Regions from separate parts of the Homo sapiens genome. Here region 2 is linked to region 1. A link is a loop called in an ENCODE intact Hi-C map of the cell type or tissue named here. Cell type or tissue: spleen. All regions are shown on one strand. Each heading gives the region's core, and the rest is flanking DNA. Links, peaks and the distances in the headings are about the cores only. Region 1 overlaps SH2D7 (SH2 domain containing 7). Region 2 overlaps TBC1D2B (TBC1 domain family member 2B).

What was found. Peaks named below come from ENCODE experiments on the same cell type or tissue, not always from the same donor. Only the 100,000 strongest peaks of a DNase experiment are listed, where the experiment ranks them.
Region 2: it touches region 1 in a loop (4-fold over the local background); 10 of 110 quality-filtered maps call a loop at or near these places.

The regions. Positions count from the first base shown.
Region 1 is chr15:78,102,275-78,113,019 of GRCh38, reverse strand. SH2D7 (SH2 domain containing 7) reads right to left here. Exons shown (of 6, transcript NM_001101404.2): 6 at 8,658-9,555. The coding sequence ends at 9,505. It overlaps CIB2 (calcium and integrin binding family member 2), which reads left to right. Exons shown (of 6, transcript NM_006383.4): 3 at 1,744-1,855; 4 at 3,638-3,785; 5 at 7,086-7,281; 6 at 7,688-8,414. The coding sequence ends at 7,709. Among named protein-coding and RNA genes, the nearest start is that of SH2D7, 15 kb to the right of the region's middle. RefSeq lists an enhancer at 8,923-8,992. In spleen, for the core only: CTCF peaks have their summits at 4,275 and 4,483 (motif pointing right); DNase peaks (open chromatin) are centred at 4,529, 5,379, 7,729, 9,059 and 3 weaker places; H3K27ac peaks cover 2,742 bases.
Region 2 is chr15:78,028,284-78,039,028 of GRCh38, reverse strand. TBC1D2B (TBC1 domain family member 2B) reads left to right here. Exons shown (of 13, transcript NM_144572.2): 4 at 8,859-9,022. Among named protein-coding and RNA genes, the nearest start is that of TBC1D2B, 44 kb to the left of the region's middle. RefSeq lists an enhancer at 4,550-4,609. In spleen, for the core only: no CTCF peak of the experiment used is centred there; a DNase peak (open chromatin) is centred at 4,378; H3K4me3 peaks cover 2,318 bases; H3K27ac peaks cover 7,025 bases.

The sequences.
Region 1 (10,745 bases), core at 1,389-9,388:
CTCAGGGTGATTTGGGGATTAAAATAAGTAAAGCAATCCACAGAGAAGATTAGTTCAGGGCCTGGCACAGAGTAAGCACTTGCTAAACGATAGCTGGTGTTATTATCTGTTTGAGCTGGGTAAGTAGTCAGGTGCCTTGCTAAGGACAGTAGGCAGCAGGACCACAAGAACTGGTAGAACCCAAGGAAGGTTGGGTGGCTGTGCTGAATGGCTTGATAAAGGTGGGCCTGGGGTGTGTCACAGGGTCAAGCCACTTAAAAGGAGACCTGGGCTGATCTGGCTTTGGGGGTGGCAGGGCCGGCCCAAGCCTGGGAGATACAGGGTCATACCTAATCCATTCACCAGCAGCCTAGGACATCACTTTAGGCAGGTTACCTACCTCAGCCCACAGTCAATGCCCCTTACACTTGTCCCACCCATGGCAGCACTTAATGGACACAATTTTTGTTTTTAGAGGCAGGGTCTCGCTCTGTTGCCCAGGCTGGAATGCAGTGGGGCAATCATAGCTCACTGCAGCCTCCAACTCCTGGGCTCAAGCTCAAGTGATCCTCCAGCCTCAGCCTCCCAAGTAGCTATGACTGAGCCACGATATCCAGCTAATTTTTTTTTCATTTTTGTAGAGACAGGGTCTTGCTGTGTTGCCTAGGCTGGTCTCAAACTCTGGGCCTCAAGTGGTCCTCCCACCTCAGCCTCCCAAAACACTGGGTTTACAGGCATAGGCCACCACATGCAGCTCACAATGTCATCTAAATACAATTTGTACCTGTCTTGGGATGGGGGGCTATTCTCTGGGATGACAGGGACCTGGACAAGTGGACATAGGGCAAAGAAAGACTGAATAATGGGCAGGGGGCGGGGAGGAAGGGAGCTTCCAAGTGAGACAGTGCCAGGATGCCTTACACCTTTGAGGGTCCATGCAGCTTGTTGAGGTGGGCTTGATTTCCTGGAGGCTGGGACAGGAGCTAGGGACCTGACCCATCAGTGAGGAGGGAGGGCCAGGCCCACCAGGGTAGCAGCCTGGGTCCCGATGGCCCCCAGTTAGAGAGTTTATGGGTGACCCATTCATAGGGGCTTCCTGAGGGTGTGAGGACTGCTGAGAGCTCTCCCAGAGAGACCCAACCCTCAGGGCTTAAGTTGGGGTGGTGGGGCCACGAAGTGGGCCCAGGCTTTGATGGACCCTCAGGAGTGTAAGGGGGAAGAGTGGCTAAGAGTTTCTGCTTGGATTTCCCATCTTGGGCTCAACCCATGGCCCTTGATGCTCCCTAGTTATGTGGCCTTAGACAAATCACTCTTAACCTCTTCAGCCCTGTTTGCTGAGCAGTAAGCTGGGGTCAGGATGCATCTGTCTGCACAGTGATGTGGAGGAGGATTAAATTAGGTGATGTGTTAAGTGCTTAGCACAGTATCCTGAGCATAGAAAACCCTTATGAGAGCCCAAAGGAGAAAAAATTAAAAGATTTGGACCCAGGCCCAAGGAGTGATGGTGGTGGTGCTGATGGGGTGGGTGTGGTGGAAATAGGGAGGCCTGGACACAACCTGGTTATCAGCACAGAGGTCTGGGCAGAACTCACCTCCCTCCCAACTTCACACCCTGTGGGCAGAGCAGAGAGCCTCCCATTGGCCCCTTACCTGGTCCTGGCTGAGGATGTTCTGCAGAGGCAGAGGCCTAGGCAGGACAGCACCGGGCTGCTGGGGCTTAGGGATGGCACCCCCTCCAGCGCTTTTTCTCTGCTTTCCTCCAAGGCTGCATTCGCGATTCTATGAGCTGGCCCCCAACCTCGTCCCAATGGACTACAGGAAGAGCCCCATCGTCCACGTGCCCATGAGCCTCATCATCCAGATGCCAGAGCTCCGGGTATGTGCAGGACCTCTTGCTGGCGAGCAGGGGATCTGTGCCTCTGGACCAGCAGCAGAGGCCCCCAGGTCTAGGCTGAACCCAGCTCCACCCTTTGTGTCTGCGTGGCTCTGAGCAGATCACAGAACCTCTCTGTGCCTCAGTTTCCTCATCTGTACTCTGAATAAATAAGCTATGTGGGCTCTGTAAGGGTGCTGTACATCAGTGGCCACCCAACTGCAGGCCATGGGCTTGTGCTCATTTGCTTGTCCCTTTGTTAAGTGGCCCCAAGCCTGCTGTAGTTGGCAGACCTGTGTCTGCTTTGTTAGATAACTTTTCTGTCTCCCCGTTGTCTGGCTGTGGCTTCTCACTGAGGTCAGCATGGTGGTCATCCATAGCATCATTTCTCAGACTTTAACGTACCTGTTAAAATTTAATTTTAAACTCCCCAGGGATCTTGTCCAAATGCCAATTCAGGCTCAGTACATGTGGAGTAGAGTCAGGATTCTGCTTTTCGAGCAAGTTCCCAGGTGAGACTGATGCTGCTGATCCTCAGACCATATATATCTGAATGTTTCGTTTCATGAGTTCCTTATCCATAATATGTAAAGTGCATTCAGCATTAAGAAGGCATTTGGGGCACAACTCCCCATTGCAGTGGGACTTCGTCAGTAGCCCCTTGCCAGGCCTGGGATGTGTGGCTTGAAGGTGGAGTCAGAGTGCTATATGGCATCCACTTGGGGCCTGCACTCTGGTTGTGACCTCAGTCCTGAGAGACAATGGGCCCCAGGCTCAGCCCTGGACCAGCACCCCGTCTGGCCCAGCAAGGGGCTCAAGAGCAAGCTCAGAGGGTTGCTGGAGCAGGTGAGACACTCATGGGTAGGACCCAAGTGGTCTGTCTCTGAGCCTCCCGCACTGGCCTGGGCTGGGCACGGAATGGCGCTAGCCAAGCGCTAGCTCAGTTGGGATGGAAGGGCTGCAGGATGAGTGATTTGGGGATCTAGGAAGGCATCCGTGTACAGCTCCCTGGGAGAGGCAGCATCCAAGGTGGTCTAGGGGAGAATTCACAGGAGCAGAGTGACAGCAGACCTGGGCCTGAACTGGCTGTATGGCTCTTGCTGCTTGACTGGTCCAGTTATCTGACCCCACATCCACCTCCCACGATCCTGGCCTGACACGGCCTGAGCTGAGGGCCACCAGTGCCCTGGGCTGTCATCTTCTTCTGCTGGGGACAGAGCCCTACACATCCAGGCAGAGCCTCTGTGTGCTCTTCTGGGTAACAGGACGAATCTGTGCTTCTGCTTCTGCTTCAGATGAGGCAGTGCCTCCAGTGATAACACACTGGCTGTGCTCAGCATTTTTTTTTTTTTTTTTTTTTGGAGACATGGTCTTGCTCTGTCGCCCAGGCTGGAGTGCAGTGGGACGATCATGGCTCACTGAAGCCTCAAACTCCTGGGCTCAAGTGATTCCTCCACCTCAGTCTCCCAAATAGCGGGACTACAGGCGTGCACCACTGTCCCTGGCTGTGCCCATCTTAATGATGTGACATGACCCAGTAGAATGCTTCCTGAGCTCTTACATGTGCCGGGCCTGGTACCAACACCTTACATACTTTAGCTCATTTAATCCCATCACAACCCAATTAAGAAGGTGTTATTATTATTCCCTTTTTACAGATGGGGAAACCGAGGCTCAGAGGGATTTGGTCACTCCTCCAGGGTCACACAGGCTGTCCACAGTCTGGCTCCGGGGCCCTCCTGCTTATCCTGCACCCACAGTGATTGCTGTGTGTGTTTTCTTCAGGAGAATCCCTTCAAAGAAAGGATCGTGGCGGCGTTTTCCGAGGATGGTGAGGGGAACCTCACTTTCAACGACTTTGTGGACATGTTTTCCGTGCTCTGCGAGTCGGCTCCCCGAGAGCTCAAGGCAAACTATGCCTTCAAGATCTATGGTAACCAGGGCTAGAGGAGGGGGCCTGAATATGCGGTGGGGGAACATGTGGGGCCCTTAGGCTGTCTGGTTACTACTGGCTCCTGCCCTAGGGACACCAAGAACAGTGAAGCTGATCTGTCCTCTGAAGAGTGCCTGTCCAGTGGGGTGGCCAAGGGAGACGATCAGTCCCTGAGAGACATCTGTGAGGGTCCTGAGAACGAAGGAGGGAGGGACTCACCCATCCCAGGTCGGGTGGTTAGTGTGAGAGGGGTCCCAGGCATGACCTTTAAGCAGGGACTAGCAGAGGCTTGGACTGGAGAAGAGGGGGCTGGCAGACCTGACAGAGGGCGCAGCCCATGCAGACACAGGGAAGCGCAGAGCTTGATAAGGAGATGGGAGGAACTTGGAAGGTGGTGGGACAGGGGGCGGTATGAGTCTGGAGAGAATCTGGGGCCAGGCTGTGGGAGCCAGCCACAGAGTTTGGACCTAGTGATCCAGACACCAGGGCCACTGCAAGGTTTCCAGTGAGGAAGGGCAGCTCTGTTTTCTAGAAGGATCACTCAGCAGCTTTGAGGTGTAAAATGGAGGAGCCAGAGAGGCTGCCTAGGCCATGGTGGTAAGGCCAGGCCTGCAGGGGGGCCTCTGGAGCCCCCCCGAATACTGCCTGAGGTAGGGCCACCTGGATTCACCCCGCCCAGCTCTGCCCTCAGGCTGGCTGTCTCACCAGCCACCAGAGGGCGGCGGGCACTCATGAGCCAAGGACTCATGCTTCTCCCACAGCCACAGGGAGAAAACTTCATACCCACGAGCTCACCCCCTCTGCTGGCCTGACAGACCCATGGGGACTGGTGTCAAATCCTCAGATAGACCTCAGTTGAGATGCCTAAGGCCTAGGAAGGGGCTGGGACCCAACTTGGACCTGAAGAGTCAAGGTCAAAGCTCCTGTCCTCAGCACGTTTGATCAGACACTGGATCCCAAAGGCAGCAGGGCCTATCAGGGGCTGACATTTTGCTTTCTTTTTTCTTTTCTTTTCTTTTTTTTTTTTTTTTTTGAGACAGAGTCCCACTGTCGCCCAGGCTGGAGTGCAATCGTGTGATCTCGGCTCACTGCAACCTCTGCCTCCCGGGTTCAAGCGATTCTCTTGCCTCAGCCTCCCAAGTTCAAACGATTCTCCTGCCTCAGCCTCCTGAGTAGCTGAGATTACAGGTGCCCGCCACTACACCTGGCTAATTTTTGTAATTTTAGTAGAGATGGGGTTTCACCATGTTGGTCAGGCTGGTCTCGAACTCCCGACCTCAGGTGATCTGCCTGCCTTGGCCTCCCAAAGTGCTGTGATTACAGGTGTGAGCCACCACGCCCAGACTGACGTTTCACTTTCTAGTTATCATGTTTATTTCAGAGGACTTTGGTTTCTGTCTGTGCACCCACGTTTTGCTTGCATATTAGAAAGAAAATACCTGCCAGTCTGCCCTCCACAAACTATGCCCACATGGCTCATGTAAAAAGCTTCTCAGATTCCACCCAACATCCGCCCGGTCTTGGACCCCATAGCATTGCTCCTGGGACGGGCTGCTGTCTGCCCAAGACAGGGGCGTGCAGATCGCATGGACCGGGTGGGCACAGGAATACATGGAAGAACTGTGGCTTCCTTGCTGCTCTAGGCTGGGGGTGGAGTGGGGAGAGGCAGCCAGGGCCCTCCTAGTCTGGCGCTGGGGAGGCCTGGGGCCTCATTTGCAACAATGATCATCTCACTTCTGAGCCTCAGTTTACTCAGGTTAAATGGCCACAGGAATTCAGCCAGCCAGCCAGCAAATCTTTCCAGAGATTTGCTATGTCCCATGCCATGGGCAGAGATGAATACTCCCTGACGCATACCCTAGAGTTGTGCCCAGGCCTCTGCAGAGATAGACAGGGCAGAGTCACCCCAAGAGCTTGGGCTCTAGGGTCCAACAATGACCGGGATGTGACCTCAGGCAGGTACCTCTCCTTTTCACCTCCCTGTTTCTTTTTTTATTTTTGAGATAGAGTCTCGCTCTGTCAACGAGGCTGGAGTGCAGTGGTGCGATCTCAGCTCACTGCAAGCTCCGCCTCCTGGGTTCACGCCATTCTCCTGCTTCAGCCTCCTGAGTAGCTGGGACTACAGGCGTCCACCACCACGCCCGGCTAATTTTTTTTTTTTTGTATTTTTAGTAGAGACGGGGTTTCACCGTGTTAGCCAGGATGGTCTCAATCTCCTGGCCTCGTGATCCACCCACCTCGGACTCGCAAAGTGCTGGGATTACAGGCGTGAACCACCGCGCCTGGCCACCTCTCTGTTTCTTCATGTGTATAGTGGAGATTCAATTGTGCCTGCCTCATAGTTTTGTTTTGAAAATTAAATGAGAAAGAGCATATAATGCTCACATGATGGGTCTTTGTCACTACCATTAATGTCAGAGTTTGCCAATGGGCAACAGAAGCTCATTTGCGGGGAAGAGGACCCTTATCGCTAGAAAGCCCCGCCACTGGGAGGTGATGTGTGAGCCAAAATTTGAAGGATGACCAGGAGTTTGCTGGGAAGGGACCCCAGGCAGAAGAAACAGCACATGCGCAGATCTGGTAGTTGGGCTCAAAATGTAAGAAGAGAGAGTTCACTTTGATGTGGCCAGGCATGGCTCGGTCCTCTGAACCATTTTGCTGTGCTTTGGGGCAGTGGTAGTGCCTTTTGCTGGGTAGAATCAAACCATGTTCCCTGCTCTGTGTGCACAAAGGCCAGGCACAGGCCCCTCTCTAAGGGTCTTTTGATTTTGAGTCTCCTGACCCACCGTGTCTTCTGGTCACACACCACTGAGGCAACGGGGTGCAGTTTAGAAAACATGGGTCTTAGAGTCCCATAGGCCCTAGTCAGAATCCCTGCTCCATCTCCGAGTGGCTCTCCCACCTTGATTCAATCGCATGGCCTTTTTGGGCCTTAGTTTCCTTAGCTCTAGAAGTCTAAAGGGAACACTGGGTCCACTGTGGGCTAAGGCCAGGAAGGGCTATCTGGCCTAAGCCTGAAGTTCTCAGGAAACCTCAGATTTGGACTTTTGACCTGCTTCAGGATGTGGTTTAGTCATTGTGGGGTTGTTGTTGGTGGTGGATGTGGGTGTTTAAGCGATGCCTGGTGGGTAAGCCCTCTTGGGGGCAGGGATCCAGTATCCCAAGAGTGTGCATGGAGATGCTCTGGGGACATCAGAAGCTGGTGGAGGTAGTGGGGCCAGCTAGGAGGAAGAGCTATAGTGTAGGGGTCCCTGGGTGCACGCAGCCTGGACTTGAACATGTCCAACCCCTGCCCTACAGACTTCAACACTGACAACTTCATCTGCAAGGAGGACCTGGAGCTGACGCTGGCCCGGCTCACTAAGTCAGAGCTGGATGAGGAGGAGGTGGTGCTTGTGTGCGACAAGGTCATTGAGGAGGCTGACTTGGACGGTGACGGCAAGCTGGGCTTTGCTGACTTCGAGGACATGATTGCCAAGGCCCCTGACTTCCTCAGGTGCTGCCACTACAGGGGCCGGGCTTGGGCAGGGCAGAGCAGGGCAGGCCGGGATGTTGGGGCTGAGGCCCCTATCACTCGCTATTTGTGAGCAGTGGTGTGCGGCCAGGAAGCAGGAGGTCACGTTCAAGCCACCCTTGCCCTAGACGTGTGACTGGCCTTTGTCCCCTGCAGGGGGAAGGTTGAAGACCTGGGGGCCCCTTCAGTGATAAGTGGGGGCAGAACTCCCTGGGCACCGCTGTTCCTCCGTCTTCCCCCAGTGTTGATTACCTGCATCCACTATGCAGGGTTCCCTAATGAGGCACTGTCCAGCATGGGGCTGGGGCCTGCTGTGCTTTTCCCTGAGGAGCCTTTACCTGCCCGACCCAGGGCCTCTCACCCTCTCTTGCCCTTTCTCTCTTTCTAGCACTTTCCACATCCGGATCTGAGGACACTGCCGAGGCTGTAGGGGCCTAGAAGTCCACCATCCTGCCCTGCAGTCACATGGGTGTGGCCTCCAAGCTCCCCAGGAAAGCAGTGGCAGCCTCTGGGGTTTACACCACAAATATATCCTGTGGCCCTTTCAGCAAAAAAAAAACCTTAACCAGGAAGGGGGCCTGTGAAGGTTAGGACCCTTCCCACAGCCCCGCTGTGGTCCAGCCCCGGGACCCATGGCCTCTCTCCAGGCCCTCCGCACCCCGCCCCATGCCCCAGTCCTTTCCTACTCCAGAAATGCTCCCCACCCCCCCAAAGAGGGAAAAGCAGATAACCCAACAGGAGGTGGTGGGGTCTGACGTGTCCAAGTGCTGGCAGACACCCTGGTCACCCAGGACAGAGCGGAAAAAAAAAAAAGAGGTCAGGGTTTTAACGAGCTATGCAATCTTTTTCCAAAACCCAAGGTTGGGCTGCTTCCCACCCCTGCCTGTTCCCCTTCTCCCGGCCTCCTTCACAATGTGAAGCTGTGGGTGCAGTGGGCCCAAGGGCTCTTGCTCCTGTCTCTGCCTCTGGGTCATGAGTACCACCCTGCCTGCCTCCCCAACACCGTGGAATCCTCACTGGTGTGCTGTCCACAGATTTGTGAACTCCTGGTAGTAAAACACTTTTGCATCCCTTTGCTCTCCATGTATGCTAATGTTAGGAAATGTTTGAGGGTACCTTTGCTTCTGATCCTTGAAATCCCACCATTGGTGTCTCACCTCTCGGCATTAGGCAGTGCCTCCTGCTTTAGGCACTAACTTTGATTTCAGTGCGTGTGCCATCGGGAGGAAAACACATTCATGCCCCGAACCTTCCGTGAATTCCCTGACAGTATCTCTGGTTAACATTTGGGAGTGCTAACCACTCAGGCACAGGGACAGTTGCTTCAGTCTCAATCCTTAAACCCCCAAGGAGGGAGGGACTCTTACAGGCCTATATTTCAGGAAAAGCTGCATAGCCAAGTGGTCACTAAGAGTAGATTTCCCACAAATGCAACCTGAGCCCGCTCTGCCCAGGGTCAGGGCAGGGAGGAGGGGCACGTATGGTGTTCTCTCTGGAGATGATCAGTCCTGTTTTCTGCATCCCAGGCCTGGGGGTTGTTGGGAGTGGGGTAGCAAGCCAGCTGTCCACCCTTATAGAGAAGGGGACATGTGGATAGGAAGGGAAGTGACACACAAAACAGGAAGTTTCCTGAGGGACAGAGTTCCAGGAAGAGCCAGCCTGACCTGAGGGTACAGCTGGAGCGAAGAGGCCTGAAGCAGAGGATGTGGCTTCTGGCCCTCCCCTCCTTTTCGCTGATGGGGCCGCAAGGAGGGGAACTGGTTTTGTTCTCGGTAGCAATTGCATGATGTCACTTGGCCAGTTAGAAAGGTGTCTGTGCTAGCACACAGCCTGCCACACATTCGGTAAGTGCTCAGTAGTGGGAGGCAGGTTCAGTCAGTCTGCCTGGGCCTCAGCATGCTTATCTGGGAAATGGGGGTGGTGACCCCTGCCTTTGGCCAATCTCATTCCTCTCCAGTCCCTCCTGTGCATGGATGGGAGGCACAAGGAAAGCAGGACATAGCCAGGAGCTGCAGGCACCTGCAAGGTCCTCTTCCACCTGCTCTCAGGCAGGCACCTCGGCTGTCTCGGAGCCTAGTTCTGTAGCAGGCTGGATGAGTCTCAAGATCCAAAGGGTGCCTTCAAGTGAGCTGAGGCCTTTGCGATAACCCCTGGCATGGCCTGGGTACCAGGAAACCCACTGGTGGGCTGCCGGATGCCAGGCCCTCAGAATTTGTGCTTCCTGTACGTGAAGAAGAGCCTCCGAAGCTTGTCAGGCTGCAAGGAAGGAGGAGATACTGGGGCCTGGGGTCGCTGGACAGGGAGGGAAAGACCCAGGCTCCGAGGACCCCTCATTGACCTTGGGTTGGGGGCCCAAGCCTAGGACATGAGGCCAGGTTGGAATTCTGATAGTTGATTCCACAAGCCTCTCCCAGTGCCCGAAATCCCACCTTTAGCTCCCCAATTTCAGATGCAGGGTTCACCCTCTTCTGGCTAAGGAGAGAAGGGGAAGAAGGAGGGTAGAAAGGGTGGCGAGCCTCACCTTACCTCCCTGGAGTGCCCTGGTCTCCCCTGACCCACAGCTGGGGGCCTCAGGATGCACTGGTGTCCGAGGTAGGGTGGGGTGAAGCTGTACCCAGGCCCACAGAGATGGGAGAGGACATGGGGCAGCCGCAGGGAAAGAGCAGACATGGGATGTGGCTTCTGAGGGTCTCCACTGCCAGGTCTGTGGTCCCCAGAGAGTGAGGATCTCAAAGGCTGCTATCCATGGGGTGTGTGGGCACAGCCCTGCCCTGAGGGAGGAGCCGTCAGCACTTCCCAGGAAGATCTTTCCACCAGGAGCCCAGGCAGGAAGATCCGCGTGTGCCTGACTGAGATCAGAGGACTTGCCCATGGGGAAGGGACTCTCAGGTTTTATTGTCTCTGGGTATAGGCAGAGTGTAGTTGGGACCGAGGGCTCCAGAGAGTTCATCTGCCTCCCTGAGAACCCTGAACCAGCCCCACTCCTGGCCACCGCTCTCCACACTCCTGGTCCCCTCTCTTCCTTACTTATCAGACCCCTGCAGAAACTGAGAGGGAGGGGAAAGGACCCCTGGTCTGCTGCACAGAAAGCCCTTAGAAGGTCCTGGAAGCCCCCAGCTTACACCCAAATCTAGCAGCTGCCTCTGCCACCAATACCACCACCACCACTACCACCACCACCACCCCAGAGATCCTCAGAATAATAGCTCTGTTCATCAAGAGCCCTCTCTGGGCTGTGTTCTGAGCAGGAGAGGGTGTCTAGCATTATCCTCTGGGCACCTACCCCTGGATACAAGCAGAGGATCAGCCCATTTTACAGATGAGGAAATGGAGGTCCTGGGTGGGGTTGCTAAACAAGAATATAGATGCCAGTTAAATTTAAATTTCGGATAAACAAAGGAATAATTGTGGTATTTAAGACATACTTTAAAATGGTTTTTGTTTTG
Region 2 (10,745 bases), core at 1,307-9,306, 74 kb after region 1:
GTTGGCTGGGGTGTGTGTGTGTTTCTGCAGTGGTGCAATGGCACCTGGTCTTTTCTGATAGCCCCCAGGAGCATGAAGTCGTGCTTAGCAATTATGTCCCAGTAGTCCTCTTGGTCTTGATCCATTCACATGCTCCCAGGGGCCCACATATCAGAAGGGCCATCGGTGTATGACACTGTTCCATGGAAATCACTGCGGTCATGAGAGGACCAGTGGCTTTGGCCTGTAGACTCGGAGACCTTTCACCATGACTCAGCATGGCAAGCTGAGGCTCAGAGAACTTTAATGTCTTGTCCAGGGCCACCAAGGGAGCAATTGGGCCATGTCTCCGGTTGTATTTAGAGTTGGGGGCTGAGGAAGGGCACCTGTCTGCATCCTGTGCCTGTGCTGGGTCCACCTGTTGCAGGGACCCAATTCTAAGGGACCTGAATCAATTCAATCGACTGCCTCAGCCTTTCAGAGGCTTCTCATTGCCTTAGGCTGAAGGCTGTGCTGCTGAACATGGCCTTCAGGGTCCCGTGGGGTCTGACCCCTGTCATTTCCTCTGTTGCAGGCCCACTTGACTTCTTTCAGTTCTTCAGGTGTATGTCTTCCCAACAGGCCCTGCCTCAGGCTGTCCCATTGCAGGGAGGGCTCTGTCTTCTCTGGTTACTTCTGCTCATTCTTCAGAGAAGCCTTCTCTGTTCCTCCCACTCCTCACTGCCGTGCTTCTCCTTCATAGCCCTGTAGTTTCTGTATTTCTTTGTGTACTTGTCTGTGGTCCAGCTCTCTTGCAAGGCTGGGAGCTCCATGGGGCAGGGACCCTATCTGTCTTGTCTCTGGTTTACCCCAGCACCTCACACTGCCTGGCTCATGGTGGGTGTCCAGCACCGACTTGAGGAAGAGTGATGAGGGAAGGCTCCAGACCCTTCCAGGGGCAGAGTTGCTCTGCTGCTCTTGCTCCCGCTGCTTGGGGGCTTCTCATCCTCTGCCCTTTATACTCGTGGGGGGGTCTGCCCACACCCACCTGCCCTTGTGCCACACTCCCTTCCCTAGCAGGACGACAGTTCCTCTCAGCACTTTTCTTTCTGTTTGGCTTCCTGGGCAGGATGTTACCTTCTGACACAGCATTGTTCACTTTTTTGACTGGGAACTGACAGCAGAAAATACACATCTTTGTATGTAAATGTATACTGTTGTTATGTAAATAAAACTGAAAGAAAAATTCCACTGCTACATGTAGTAAAGCTAAGTAGTATTTTCTCTTCTAATACTAAAAAAATGCTTGTCATGACCCTCAAAATTGATTTCCTCACTCCTTAATTGATGTCCTGGCCCCCAGTGGGTCATCACCTGCATTTGAGAAGCCCGTTCTGCAGGACTGCCTGGCTGGGCAGCTGGCCCTCCCTCCCACCCTGCTGCATCTTCCTCTCCCCTCCACTATGGGATGGGGCTGAGGATGTTCCCTTGGGTAAGAGGCTGTCCCTCCCCGCTGTCAGCTGTTTAAGGTTCTTCAGGAAGACAGGCAGGCGAGCCCGTGAGTCCTGCCACAGGGGCTGTAGGGTGCGGTTCAAGGCTGAACCCAGTATGTCACGGCCTACCTGGGCACACCAGGAAGAAGTGCTTATTCTTTGCAGTGTGGGTTGTGGGAGAGGCCGGTGATGGTTTTGCTGTGAAGATGAGTTTTGGCTTAAAGGGCTTGAGAGATGGAGAGGGACTGTCCAAAGGGGAATGCAAGTGCAAGGACACCCATGCAGAGGCAAGGAAGTCAGAACAGGGTGTGTCTCAAGAGTGGCATGGGTTCTGGTGCCAGGTGCGTAGGGTGCTAAGGGGGTGAGGATAGAAGAGGAGCTGAGGAGGCCAGGGACTCCCAGGGTGAAGGGGTGGGGGTGTCTGCCCTTTGGACAGTAGGGAACCTGTGGAGCTGTACCTGTCTGAAAGTTCTACAGTAAGAATATTGTTTCTTAGATGTTTGGTTTCTTTGAGGCTGTGCATGTTTATTAGGTGTTTGCTCTGATGTCTTAAAATTGGAAGGGTGATGTACTCATCTGTCCAGGTAAATGTCTAGAGTATTTTGGAAACTGTCTTTCTGATGACACCTTTCCAGGTCCTCAAGACCAAAAGACATCATATCAGAAGTAAATATATTCTGACTTTGGACGTTAATGCTCCAAACTTGAATGCCAGCTGAAGCCTGGACCACAACAGAAAGCAGCCTCTCGAAGTCCTTGGTTTGAAGGACGATAGCTTACTAGAGAGTAATTGTGTTAATTTGCTCTGGCTGCTATAACAAGTGACCATAACACTGGTGGCTTAAAACAGCACCTATTTATTGTTTGATAGTTTGGGAGGCCAGAAATTCAAACTCAGCTTCACTAGGCCTAAGTTAAGGTGTTGGCAGGACTGCTTTCTTCAGAGGCTCCAGGGCAGAGTTAGTTCCTGGCCTCCTTCAGCTTCTGGTGGCTGCTGGTATTCCTTGGCCTGTGGCTGCCTTGCTCTAAATCACTGCTTCCTTGGCCACATTGCTGTCTCCTCTTCTGTAGTTGAATCTAGGCCCACTCCCCAGATAACGGTGTTAATCCATTCGTGAAGACTGAGCCTTCATGGCCTAATCACCTCTTAATGGTCCCACCTCTTAATACCGTCACAATGATTATTACATTTCAACATGAGTTTTGGAGGAGATATTCAAACCATAGCAAGTGACCTGGCTTGCAGGCCTGCCACCTGACAGCTTCCCCATTTGGCCTGCCTTCTTAGTTGTGTGTTTGTACTTCATTGCAATAAGCGTGCATGCGTATAAAAAGAAAAATCAATCATTGCTGAGGGGTACACAGTTAAAAATGAAAGTCCTTTTAAGTCCACTTCCCAGAAGTCACCACTAGAACTGAAGGTACTTATGTCTGCACCCTGAACTTCGCTCTGTGTGTATGTGACTTAGAGGGATTGTACAGTATCCACTATGTCAGTGCATAGCTACTTCAGGGACTTAGAATGCTCACTCTTCGCTCAGACATGGCTTATCTGTATTTACCATGTCATGAGGCCCACTTGCACCAAAGCTGTGCTCTCACCAGCAGATGGGTCAGGAGGGGTCAGCAGTGGTGGAGAGTGTAGGGCCACCTGCCATGCCCCTTTGAGCTGACACATTATATAGGCACTTATCTGGAATGTCCAAACTTGTTAGCCCTTACTAGAGCTCTTGTTCTAACAGAATTCGGTTATAGGAATGTGCCCTAAGTTATTTAAGCAGTTTCCTAGCCATGGACATCTGCTTGTTTCTACTTTTCTGTCATTTCAAATAGCATTGTTCTGATATTCTTGTACATACGTCTCTGTGCCCTTGTGAGAATATATTTGAGGAATTAATTTGTAGAGGAGGAAATACTGAGTCAGCTTTATTGAGATGGCTGTTGCCAGTCAGAGGAAACCCCCCCACACAACCTCCTCCCTGCCCCGCCACCTTTGTTTCCCTTAACAGGGCCTGTAGTCTGGAGGGAGGGAAGGAGCTGGAAGCAGTGGTAGCCTGCTTCCCTCCTGTGCACAAAGTCCTGGCAAGTGCAAACCTCTGCCTTGGCAGTGTCGTCCACCTGCTGAAGAGGTTGTGGTTTTGCCTGAAACCTGGCTGTGCAGGCGGTTTGTGGAGGGGTTAACTTGGAAGAAATTTGATGGAACATTTCCCAACAATTCTGTCAACTTGTAAATTCTAGCTTGTTATCAGAATCCAAACGAATGTCGAACGAGTTATTACTGTTTTAGTTAGACATTTTAAACTGTGCAGACCTCCACCGGAAAGAGGTTTTCTTAACGATGATACAGATTGCTGGTGTTTGTTTTAAAAAGCTCAGGCTGACCACTGCCCCTGACAAGGTGCTGTTTTGCTGCTTCGTGGTGCCTCACTTTCTATTTCAGATCAGAGCAGCTGAGTGTTTATAGGTGGGCACCTGGCACGCTGCCTGGGAGAACACAGTAGGCCTCTCAAAGATCTGTCAAATGAGACTGCGGTCTTTAAACAGCAAATACTGTCATAGAACAGCCTCTAACACCAGCTAAAAAAACGCCTCCATTTAAACCAGCTGTGAACTCCTCATGGAGTACACAGGCAGGACACGTAGTTGCCACCGAGGCCTCTGTGGGCCAGAGCAGACAGGGTGAGTGTGTCTGAGAAGTCTGCACTGTAATGACCCCCTTGTTGCACAGTCCTAGAATTGGGTTTTGCCACATAAGAGCAAAAACAGGAATTGGCTATATACTGTTTCAGCTTCAAGAGGCTTTCACTTTGAGCCTGATTCCATTTCTCTCTTATCCAGGACTTGACAAGTAGCACCGCACCTCCAGCAAGGCTGTCCCTCAGCTGCAGGTGAGAGCACGGCAGCGTACGACTCAGGCTTGCAACAGGCTGGAAACCCAAAACCGCGGTGGGAGGAAGGAGGGTGTGTGGCAGTTCTAAGTCACTGAAATTACTGTTCTCTCTCCCCAGGCCGTGTGGGGGTGTCCCTGCTCTTATTTCTCTTTCCTGCATTCACCCTTTAGGAACCAGAGCTGAGGAGCACAGTTTGACAGCTAGGGCAAATGGTAAGGAGAATTTAACTCCTAAAATTGACGGTGGTGGTAGTCACATGCCACCTGAGGGAAGGCTCCTGTGAGATCCTTGCTGTAGGCAGGGCCACTGAAAAGTCATGGTGCAGTGGGTCCAGCGGTGTCCCAGTGCCCTGTGAAGTGATGAACCAGTCATGTCAAAAAAATGAACAGAAGTATAGCCAGCATTTGTGAGAGTTTTCTTTTTGAGCAGCTATTTTGAAATAGTTTTCTCTACAATTTTATAATTTTTATAAAATCAGACTTTATACAGTATCTTGCTCATTGGGTTACCATGGGGAATTGACTAGAATCCTTCTATGCAGTTGTCTGTGAAGATGTGTGGCACAGTGCCAGGCTCTAGAAGAGACAGGAAATAAATAGCACGTGCAAGATGCTATACGTCGTTTACCAGCTCCGTGTTGGTCCTAAGTAAATAAACTATGAGAAAGTGAGTGTCAGTTCTAAACAGGCATAATTGCTGGTTTCTGGTGACTCTTTGTTAAAGCAGTTAGCCAAAGGCCATACATCCATATACTGTGATAGCGTGATGAGAACATAAGCGTGTTATATAATTTCTCTGTATTCTTCTGAATGTTTAAAGTACAAGTAAAAAGGAAAAATGATATGCTTTAAAAAACACATTGAGAAATGACTGTTTTACATGAGAATATCATCTGTCTGATTCAAACTAGAGGTAAAGCCACCTTTTCCCCCCTTTCCTTTAATCCACCTCAGAAAACACCAAATGATACATTTCTTCCTCTTCCTTATTTATTTGCATGTTTATTTTAATAACTTCATTGAGTTATAATTTACCTCCAATAAGTTCACCTATTTTAGGTGAATAGGCTGATGAATTTAAGAAATTATACACAGCGATGTAAACACCTCCATAATAAAGAAAAATAGAACATTTCTACACCTTTAAAAATTCCTTCACGTTCCTTTGCGGTTGATCCCTTCCCTTAATACCCGGCCCTGGGCAACCTCTGATCCGCTTTCCGTCACTATAGCTTTGAGTTTTAAAAATTTTTATATAAATGGAATCATACTCCTTATAGTCTCCTGTGTGTCTTCTTTCACTTAACGTTTTTGGAGACTTACCTATATTGTTTGGTGTTTTCGTATTTTATTCCTTTTATTGCTTTAGGGATAAGGATGGGTCTATTAAGTAAGAGAATATAAGTATGTATGTGTGTGCGTATAAGTAAGGTGGTTCATGTGAGCATGTCCTCTCCTCAGCACTCCACTTACCGACTGCTCAAATGAATTAAGATGTCTCTTCATAATGAACACATGCCTCTTACCTTTTGACAGTTTAACTATAAAAATTTGACTTCCTTTATTTCTTTTGCAAATTAGGGTTATACTTAAAACTTTAAATATTATTTGTATTAGGCAATTTGATTATGATATGCCTTGATACAGTTTTCTTCATGATTTTTGTGCTTGAAGTTTGTTGAGCTTCTTTTGTCTGTGGATTGATGGTTTACATCAGATTTAGAAAAATTTTTGGTCATTATTTCTTCACATACTTTTATTCCATCTCTTCCCCTTCTCGTCCCCTTCAGTGACCGACTCATTGGTCCATCCATCCTTCCTTTTTTTCATTTGTTGTTTTTCTGTTTCATTTTAGGTCATATTTCTGTTTCGTTTTAGGTTGTTTCTATTGCAGGGTCATCCAATTTTCTAGTCTTTCCTTCCACAATACCTACTCTGCTCTTGTTCCCATTTAGCATGTTTTTCATCGTAGGCATTGTAGTTTTATCTTTGGAAATTTTATTTAAATCTTTTTTTTTTAATTTTCTATGTCTCTAAGATGTTTATTCTTTTTTTTCTAGCTTTTAGAACATAAAGAATACAGTTATAACTTTTAGAGTCCCTGTCTGCTAATTTTATCTTTTGTTGTTTCTGGTCTGTTTCTGTTGATTGATTTTTTTTCCTCATTGTGACTTGTACTTCCCACTTCGTGCATGCCTGGTCATTTTTAAAATTGAATACCAGATGTTGTGAATTTTACCTTTTTGTGTGCTGGATATATATATATATATTTTTTTTATTGCTATAAATATTATTGGGCTTTGTTCTCGGATGTATTAAATGACTCTGGAACAGTTTGATCCTTTTGAAGTTTGCTTTTAAGCTTTGCTTGGTAGGATGAGCACAGGCTTTAGGGATACCATCAGTAGCCTTTCTCAGTAATCTTTCTGATGCCCTGTGAATTATGAGGTTTTCCACTCTGACTGGTGAGACTAGGCACTATTCCCGGTCCCGTGTGAGGCTCAGGGATGGTTTCCTTTGCTTCTCTCAGTTGGTTCTCTCCCTGTCCTCGGATAGCTTTCTTACATCGAAGCCACAATCAGTACTCGGTTGAAGACTTGGGGATACCATCTAAGATCTCTGTGACACTCCCTCTGTGCAGCTCTCTTCTCTCTAGTACTCTGCTCTATGAGCTGCAACTGCCTTGAGAGTCTCCACTCTATCTTCTCATCTCAGAGAGATGCTGGGCTCCTCCTGGGTTTTCCCTGCCTGCAGCCTGGCCTGGAAACTGTCTCCAGGCAGTAAGGTGGGCTTACCTCATTGGCTTTCCCTCTCTCAGGATCAGTGTCCTGTGCTGCCTGATGGCCAATATCCAAAAACCATGGTTTCCTGTATTTTTAATTTTTTTTTCAGTTCTTTAGTTTTCACCGGGGAGGGTAAATCTAGTCCTTGTTATTCCATCTTCACTGGAAGCAGAAATCTTAACCTACTTTTTAAAACTTTTAATGAAATATTTTTAGCACACAGACAAGTATATTGATTACTCAGATAGCCATGACTCATTTTTATAGTTTTGTCATATTTCCACTGCATTTTTAAAAACAGAACTTTACTAAAATCCTCTCTCTCTCTCTTTTTTTTTTTTTTTTTTTTTGGAGACAGAGTCTTGCTCTATCGCCCAGGCTGGAGTGCAGTGGGGTGATCTCTTCTCACTGTAACCTCCGCCTCCCAGGTTCAAGTGATTCTTGTGCCTCAGCCTCCCGAGTAGCTGGGACTACAGGTGTGCACCACCACACCCAGCTAATTTTTGTGTTTTTAGTAGAGACAGAGTTTCGCCATGTTGGCCAGGCTGGTCTTAAACTCCTGACCTCAGGTGATATGCCCACCTCAGTCTCCCAAAGTACTGGGATTACAGGCATTAGCCATGGCACCTGGCTAAATCCTCTCTTCTTGATCCTATTCTTCTTTACCTTTACAGAGGTGGCCAATATTCTGTATTTGATAATTGTAATTTATGTGTGGACTTAAAAAAATAGTTTTGCTACATATATATGTATCCATAAGTAGTCTCTGTTAATAGTATAATCTGAAGGTGTAAAACAGTATCATGCTGTACCTATAATTCTTCCATTTTCTTTTTCTTTCAGTGTTTAAAAAATGTTTATCCCTATGATACGTATAGCTTTGGCTGAAATGTACATTCCACAAGAATAATAATCTTGCTGTGTTTTGTTCACTGGGATATTCCAAGCATCTAGAATATTGCCTGGCATGTTGTAGGCTCAATCAATAATTGGTGGATGAATGAGTTAATTTTAAGTGCTGTATAGTACTTGACTATATGAATATGCCACAGTTTATTCTCCTGTTCATGAATGTTTAGGTTGTTGTACCTTTTTATTTTTTTCTAATATGAACAATGCTGCAGTGAATGTTTTTGCTTGTGTCTCCTTGTGCACATATGTAAGAATTTCTTTTAGCAAATACTGGGTGTTAGGGGTAGGCACCTCTTCAACTTAACAGTACCTTGCTGAGTTCCTCTGCATGGTAATAGTATCAATTTATAATCCCACCAGCAGTGTATAAGAATCCCCATTTCGATTGGGTGAGGTGGCTCACGCCTGTAATCCCAGCACTTTGGGAGGCCGAGGTGGGCAGATCACCTTGAGGTCAAGAGTTCGAGCCCAGCCTGGCCAACATGGTGAAACCCCATCTCTACTAAAAATAATTAAAAAAAAAATTAGCTGGGCATGGTGGTGCAGCCTGTAATCCCAGCTACTCAGGGAGGCTGAGGCAGGCGAATTGCTTGAACCCAGGAGGCAGAGGTTGCAGTGAGCCAAGATTGCACCACTGTACTCCAGCCTGGGTGACAGAGGGGGACTCCATTTCAAAAAAAAAAAGGGAATCCCCATTTCTCCGTATCCTCACCAACATTTGGTATCATTAGATATTTAAATTTTTGCCAATCCTATATACATGAGATTACGTTTTGTTTTACTTTTGTTTTTGTTAATAACACATATTGTTTTTCCCAACAGGAATTCGATGTCTTCTTTCCGTCCTGGGAGAGGACATAATGATAGTCGGAGGACTGTGTTTTATACCAATGAAGAGTGGGAACTTTTAGACCCAACCCCTAAGGACCTAGAGGAGTCCATAGTACAGGAAGAAAAGAAGAAGCTGACCCCTGAAGGAAACAAAGGTATCAATGTACTTCCTGTTGTCTGTCATTCTCTGTACTGCCATCTGTTAACCACCAGTGATGTGGAGACACATTATTAGCAGGTATTTCGAGAAGCATAAGGACCAATGGGGGCTTGCATTCTCTTTGTCGGACTTAAAACATAAAGGCTTAAAAAATTATTTAATAAACGTTATAAGAAATAAATGACTGTCTAGTCCAATGGCTCAGTTTTTTGAGGGAGATAGCAGACTTGGAAGTCATGATCCTCTTTATGGAAATACTGATTTTAAAAAACTTTATAGAAATTTGAAATGTACACAAAAGAGAATATAGTCTCATGAATTCTGGTGTACACACATCATCCAGCTTCTACAATGTGAACTATGGTCTCTCTTCTTCCTTCTCCGTCTCTAAGCTCCTGCACCTCCCTGCACCCACTGTCAGCTGGATTATTATTGTAGGCATTAATCCATTGCATCTGCAAATACTTCAGTATGTATCTCTAAGAGATAATGACTCTTTAAAAAAATTATAACTACAACTTCTTTATTATATTTATAGTTACAATAAATCCTTAATATTATTTAATTGCAATCTGCAACTGCATCTGCAAATGCTATAGTATGTACCTCTAAGAGATAATGACTCTTTTAGAAAAATTATAACTGGCCAGGCGTGGTGGCTTACGCCTGTAATCCCAGCACTTTGGGAGGCTGAGGGTGGGCAGATCACGAGGTCAGGAGATCGAGACCATCCTGGCTAACATGGTGAAACTCCATCTCTACTAAAAATACAAAAAAATTAGCTGGGCGTGGTGGGGGGCGCCTGTAGTCCCAGCTACTTGGGAGGCTGAGGCAGGAGAATGGCGTGAACCTGGGAGGTAGAGCTTGCAGTGAGTGGAGATCGCGCCACTGCACTCTAGCCTGGGTGACAGACCGAGACTCTGTCTCAAAAAAAAAAAAAAATTATAACCACAACTTCTTTATTATATTTACAGTTACAATAAATCCTTAGTATTATTTAATTCCTTAATTGTTCCCTAAGTGTCTGTTTACAGCCAGTTTGTTCAAATGAGGATTCAAACAAGACCCACACATTGTATTTAATTGATGTCTTCTTAGGTCTCTTTTAATCTAAACAGCTCCCTGGCTTTTTTTCCCTTCCCCCTCCTTTGCCACATTTGTTGAAGAAACCAGGTCTTCGTGCTGAGGAGTCTCCCACATCTGGGTTTGCTGATTGTATTTCTGTGGGGTCATTTAACATGCTTCTCTGTCCCATGTAATTCCTGTATACGGGCAGTTAGAGCCGGAGGCCTGCCCAGATTCAGGGTTGACTTCTGATTCGACAGGAATGCTGTTTTGGTGGGGAGATGCTGCGTGCTTCCTATCGTATCGCATCTGAAGCCACATCATGTCTGGTTTCTCTCTTTTGATATTAAGATTGATCAGGATTTAGCGTTGTCATCTTGATTCATTCATAAAATTCTCCATCAGCCTTTTTGCCTGATGCTTTTAACATTCATTTACAATCCTAGATTTATTTATTTTATTTATTGAGACGGAGTCTCGCTCTGTCACCCAGGGTGGAGTGCAGTGGCGCGATCTCGGCTCATTGCAACCTCCGCCTTCCGGGTTAAGCGATTCTGCCTCAGCCTCCTGAGTAACTGGTATTACAGGTGCCCACCACAATGCCTGGCTAATTTTTTTATTTTTAGTAGAGACAGGGTTTCATCATGTTGGCC